2 separate regions of the Homo sapiens genome follow, and region 2 is linked to region 1. Evidence: read pairs that join two places in POLR2A ChIA-PET (ENCODE). Cell type or tissue: PC-3. All regions are shown on one strand. Each heading gives the region's core, and the rest is flanking DNA. Links, peaks and the distances in the headings are about the cores only.

What was found. ChIA-PET counts read pairs that join two places held together with the same protein. Peaks named below come from ENCODE experiments on the same cell type or tissue, not always from the same donor. Only the 100,000 strongest peaks of a DNase experiment are listed, where the experiment ranks them.
Region 2: POLR2A ChIA-PET joins it to region 1 with 28 read pairs; 2 of 35 experiments call an interaction of 5 or more read pairs at or near these places.

Annotation. Positions count from the first base shown.
Region 1 is chr14:79,455,744-79,458,667 of GRCh38, forward strand. The region is part of intron 15 of NRXN3 (neurexin 3); the gene reads left to right. Among named protein-coding and RNA genes, the nearest start is that of NRXN3-AS3, 180 kb to the right of the region's middle. In PC-3, for the core only: no CTCF peak of the experiment used is centred there; no DNase peak of the experiment used is centred there.
Region 2 is chr14:79,595,030-79,597,953 of GRCh38, forward strand. All of the region lies in intron 16 of NRXN3 (neurexin 3), which reads left to right. It overlaps NRXN3-AS3 (NRXN3 antisense RNA 3), which reads right to left. Exons shown (of 4, transcript XR_001751001.3): 4 at 2,692-2,770. It overlaps LOC124903354 (a long non-coding RNA gene), which reads right to left and starts at 2,701. Exons shown (of 3, transcript XR_007064283.1): 1 at 2,624-2,701; 2 at 1,998-2,122. In PC-3, for the core only: no CTCF peak of the experiment used is centred there; a DNase peak (open chromatin) is centred at 1,792.

The DNA.
Region 1 (2,924 bases), core at 262-2,761:
CCTTTAGTTTTTATTTCTGTTTTTTTAGAGGTTTATATATTTTCTTTGACATTTTAAAGAGCAAACTTTGGGATATTTTTAACTTTTATATTATTTCAAATATTATCGGGTAAATTTCAGCTTTTATTTTTAATCATCAAAAACCATCTTATTTATCTTATTTTTGTAATAGTGCATTAAGGTGAAAGTTCAGTTTATTTATGTTTATTTTCCTTATTATTATTTGAGACATTTTCTTCTGAGTTTCTGAGTAAAGCTTTATCTGAAGTTTATATGACTTGATATATAAAGCTGTCTCTTCATTAATACTCTAATTATTAGGTTTTGGTCTTTTTTACTGTATATTTTAAGATTGTATGTATAAAGAGTACTGTTTGTTCAATAACTTAATTATAGAAATCATTAAGGATTTCTTTGTCAACAAGAATATTATCAGTTTAACAAATGTTCCAATTTGAAATATATACGAATTACTGAATATGCTTCTTTGGTAAAATTCCTGAGTTGCTTATCACCCAATCATCATGGTCATTCTTTGCCAATTTATTTAAGCACTTACTGTGCCCCTATGTGTTCCAGGCACTGTGATAGGTACCAGGAATTCTTTCATATCCAAACTCTTCTAGTTGTGAAAGAACCCAAATTTGAACTAGCTTAGACTACATGAGTTAGCTATTAAAAGTTGTGTATAAGAAAGACCTGGCCAGGCACAGTGGCTCATGCTTATAATCCCAGCATTTTGGGAGGCCAAGACGGGCGGATCACTTGAACCCAGGAGTTTGAGACCAGCCTGGACAACATAGTGAAACCCTGTCTCTACTAAAAATACAAAAATTATCCGAGCATAGTGGCGGGTGCCTGTAATCCCAGCTACTCTGGAGGCTGAGACAGGAGAATCTCTTGAACCTGGAGGCAGAGGTTGCTGTGAGCCCTGATCACCCCACTACACTCCAGCCTGGGTGACAGAGCGAGACTCTGTCAAAAGAAAAGAAAGGAGAAGAGAGGAGAGGAGAGGAGAGGAGAGGAAGAGAAGCAGAGGAGAGGAGAGGATAGGAGAGGAGAGGGACAAAGGCACAACTTCACAATATAGATTATAAAAACTAGGTATTTTAAAAATGATAAGATTTTTCTCTCTGTGGCCAGATCTAAATTCAACAGCTTGTCTTTACTCTTTCAGTCAGGATTGATTTTCTCATGACTTTCTCCCCATAAGCAGAAATGTGGCCACGGCAGCTGTGTGTCTCTTATGTCACAGTTTTATCATCAGAGAGGCACTGATGGAGTGTTTCTCTGGTTCCAGGTTTAAAAAAAAAAAAAAAAAGTTCATTGAAGTTCTCTAGCCTAGCTTGGGTTAATTGATTACACCTTAGTCCATCTGCTGTATATAAGAGCAGAATCTTTTACGGACATGACAATTTCAGTTCAAATCACATGATAAATATGGAGGAAAATAATAATTTCTTTGTGAAGAGGCTTAATGTTTCAAGATAGAGACAGAGGATGTGCTGCGCCGATAGAATAATGAAAGTCTCCTATAGTCAAAAAACAAACAAATAAACTTGAGGCAGATTCTTCACTTCAAGGTGCTCACCATAAAATGGCAATACTAAACTATTTCTAGAACTCTATATAGAGTGCCTGTTAGTTATTTTGATCCTGTTACAACTCTTTCAGATGATGAGGTAGAAGTGTTGTCGCCTTCTTAATCATGGAGAAACTGAGGCTCAGTGAAGATAAATGATTGTTTTAGAACAGAAGCATGGACTTTAATAGTTGGGATTTGTTCTTTTCATCCAATTCTGACCTGGGTTCTATGATTAAGAGGTATGTGTCTCATAGAATCAAATCATCACCCTTCAAAAATATTAGCCAGCTTTTCCAGAAAAATCGTGTTGTATGAATTAAAGCCACAAATACACCAAAGTCATCCGTTTACAGCCCCTGGCCTCTTGTAAGTATGAGGATCATATAAATCAGGCATTTAAATCAAAGCACTGGAAATAAGCAACTGCTTTTTATGTGTATTGTTTTTCCAGAGAATATTCAATACTTAGCTACCCCTTCATTGTTCTTATTAAAAAAGGTATTTCAAGGCTGTGAAATAAAAGGAGGAAAAGAAGACAAATGTGTATGTTCCAAACTTCTCCTTTCCTCTAATCATGTCTCATGTCATCAGAAGGAATGCACTTCTGAAAAATAAAATGCTACAGAAAAGGCTGCTGAGTAATTATAAAATGATTACTTTTGTTTTTCCTTTATTCATTTATATTTTGCTTATGAACAAATGTATATATGGTCTTTGCTTTTAGTTAATGCTCTGTAAAATAGAATAACGTGGCTATCCTTAAAGATGTCACGTTGCTTTTCTGTTGTACATCCCTGTTAGGTTAAATCTGAGATGCACTTATCTATTTATTTTTACAAAAACAATTTGCAATGTGATTTAGAAATGGAGGAGTAACATAAAACAATTTGACTAAAAATGGGTGTGATTTTCTTATCTGAGACTGCCAAAAATTCACCAAAGAAAAATCATTCAAATGTCTTTGTGGTTAGGTTTCTTTTATAAATTGAAAGTTGTGTTCTATTTCATCATGAGAGATGCTGTGAGCTCTAACTGATGAGCATTTATAAAATATTTCCACGTTGAGATGAAATGACAAAAAGGCAAGATGAATTAATGAACATTGTATATTCTTATTCCTTTATTCCCATTCTACTCCATGCCTGAATGGCAACGTGAAGATATGTAAGCATAGGTAAGCCAGGTTTCATTGATTAGTTCAACAGCATTTATTTCCTGTGCATTCACAGTGTTGAGAGATAAATAAATTAAACAGCCCTGGCTTCCAGGAGCTCGTAGTAGAGAAGCATTCTGGATTTCCATTTTGTTTGACAATAAAACTTAATATTTATTTTCTTAA
Region 2 (2,924 bases), core at 310-2,809, 140 kb after region 1:
CTCAGCTGAAAATTGGCAGTTATGTATTAGTGCTTGATTTTCTAGACCAGTATTAAAATTACCTTCCAAAAATGTTTCAGTTGCAGAAAGTATTGGTGGCCAACAGGTCTTCCATGAGTCGGGACACATTAGCCAGTGTCACCCTTTCTCTAGCCAGTCAGTTCTATGAGAATGGTATTGGAAGAACAGACAACCTACCTGCAGCACTTGCCCTGTCCTGTTCATATTGTGGACAATCATCAAAAGATAAAAGGGCATATGAAAGATTTATGGTAAATGTCTTCCATTTTCTCTGCCTTGAGTACACTGGAGTTAGCTTTCATTTTCATAGTTGCTTACTATGAATGTCTTAGATGTAGCATGAGAAAATCTTATATTTTCTTTTTGTCTAGAACTCTGCTGTTCAATATAGTAGTCACTAGCTATTACATAATTAAAATATGGCTAGTATGAATAAGCAGATAATTTTAATTCTTATTTCAGTATAATTTCCATTTAAATTTAAAAACTCAAGCAGTGTAAAATAGTTTTCATCAAACACAATTTTTGTTCTAATAAAACTATATTTCACCTAAAGCACTGAAAATTTAGCATTGAGTTTCAGTGTGCTGTTAAGTATAAAAATATACTAGATTGTAAAAACTTCATATCACGATATAAATTATCTCCAACAATTTTTATATACATTAGATGTTGAAATAATATTTTGATTATATTGGGCTACACAAAATACATTATTACAATTAATTTAACATTTCTTTGTACAGTTTTTAAATGTGAATCCTTGGAAATTCGTAATTGCATATGTGGTTCACATTATGTTTCTCTTGGACAGTGCTGAGCTAGTACATTCTGAAATATGTAGCAATTATTTCTCTATGGCTTCATAAAGAAAATGTCAATCCAAGGCTGAGGATTTATTTATGAAAATCTAAAGACAGCCGGTTTTCCTGATGGTTCATGCCGTGGGGGAACGGGTCTCTTTCCCAATATATAAGAGGACAAATCTTGGGATGGGTTTTTTTTTTTTTTGGTCTTTTATGACATTCTTTAATGATTTCTCCTGTGCTTGCCATTCTGCCTTGTACGTAATACACCCTTTCTAGCAATGGGTTTAAAGGTTTTTCCTTCCTCTCCTTTTTGAGCTGTAAAATATGCATTATGGGGAGAGGTGAGCTGATAGTTGAGAAAGGTCATTAAGGGTTCAGCCTGGCTTAGTCGGAAAGATGTGAATTCAAATTGTTATTCTCCCAGATATATACTAACATGACCTTGGGGAAATTGCTTAACTTTTCTAAATTTTAGTTTGCTTCATCTGAAAAAGGTACCTAATAGGGAAGTTTTAGATATTAAAATCAATGAAATTTAAAAGAATCAAGAAATATGATAATGCCTAGTATATAACAGGCCCTCAAATGTGTTCTGAACCAAGAGATCCCTGTAAGAGTTAAAGAAACAGGAAAGAAACACGAAAAGCGGCTCAACAGTCAAAGACAGGTTAATTTTGCAGAATAAACCTGAGAGGGGCTTCTGGCCAATTTTTGGACAGGAGCACTCTCTCTTACAGACTAAGAGTATTTATTGGTTTTAGGGCGAGAGAGCTTTATCACAGGCTTGGAATGTTTCTGTGTGGGGGAGAAATTTATGGTGGGGTTGGAATGTCTCTGTTTGGAAGGGAAGTTATCCTGGGGCTGACCTGTCTCTGGTCGGGGAGGGGTTTATCTTATGGTTGGAATGTTTCTGGACTGGGATGTTATTTGTGGTTTATGGTCATGCTGACGTTAGCCATTAAGCTGATGCCCTTTGGATTTAGGCAGTTTTTGATCAAGGGGAACTTTAGAATGGTGGTGCTTGTCCAAGATAGCCATGCTCCCGCTGTGTCAATCCCCAAGTTTTAAATGTGTATCTTTACTTAGTGACTTATGGAGTCGTAACTATTAGGACACATACAGCAGTAAGTCTAAGGCATATACCAGCTTATCAGATGGATCCCCTACCTGGCAAAGGGAAGATCCTCTTTCTCTACTACCTTAGTCCTTCTTTTTATACTCTGTGCAGCTTTTCAGTTCTTCCACTTGCATTAAAATTAGATTACCTCTTAGATTAGATCAAAAGATTGTCCCTGGTTGTGAGAAGAAAGAATACTTTAATCTAGCACTAATCCCTTAATACACCATTATATTTGGGTACATTTTTTTTCCTAGCAGAAAAATTATTTTTCAGCCTTCTCAGAAGTACTAAAAGTCCTTTGCCAACATCAGCCCAGTGCAAGTTAACCTGTTATGAGATTTGTTTTGTGCTTTGGAAATGCTTGTCAGACAAGCTTTCAACATTGAGATGTGTGATTTAAATTAGTTTGCATAAGAAAATGTAATGCCAGGGACAAATTTCTCTCTTTATCCCTTCTTATACTACAAAACAGACAAAGAGGGTTAGGTGGTTGCTTTTTAGTATGCGAGTAATCACTTGGGATTCACAGAAATATTAGATGCAGTGTTATTAGTGAAACCTTAGTTCCCTTTATAGATATGTCTTATGTCCCATTTGTAATATTATTATTGTTGTTACCATACGCAAACTTTATTTCTTAGTTTGGATGCTTGGTCTCAACCAGACCCATTACCTCCTTATCTTCCTATCTCTTAGGGTCACTTCATGCTTAGAGGCAACTTGTTGAAAGTGGAGGTCAGCGTGATCCTTTTTCTTAGAAGACATAGCCCTTTCATGGAACTTACGTAGCTGATTCATAGCCTGAGTCAGTCTCTTGGATCTGTGAAAAAAAGGAAAAATGAACCAGACATGGTGTTTGCAGTCAGTCTTCTTTGAATATAAAATATATAGGCAGAGGAAAAAATTAAACCAGGCAGATTAACCTCAAGGCATAAAGACAAATGCTAAAATGTACTCTAACGTGAAGGGTTAAG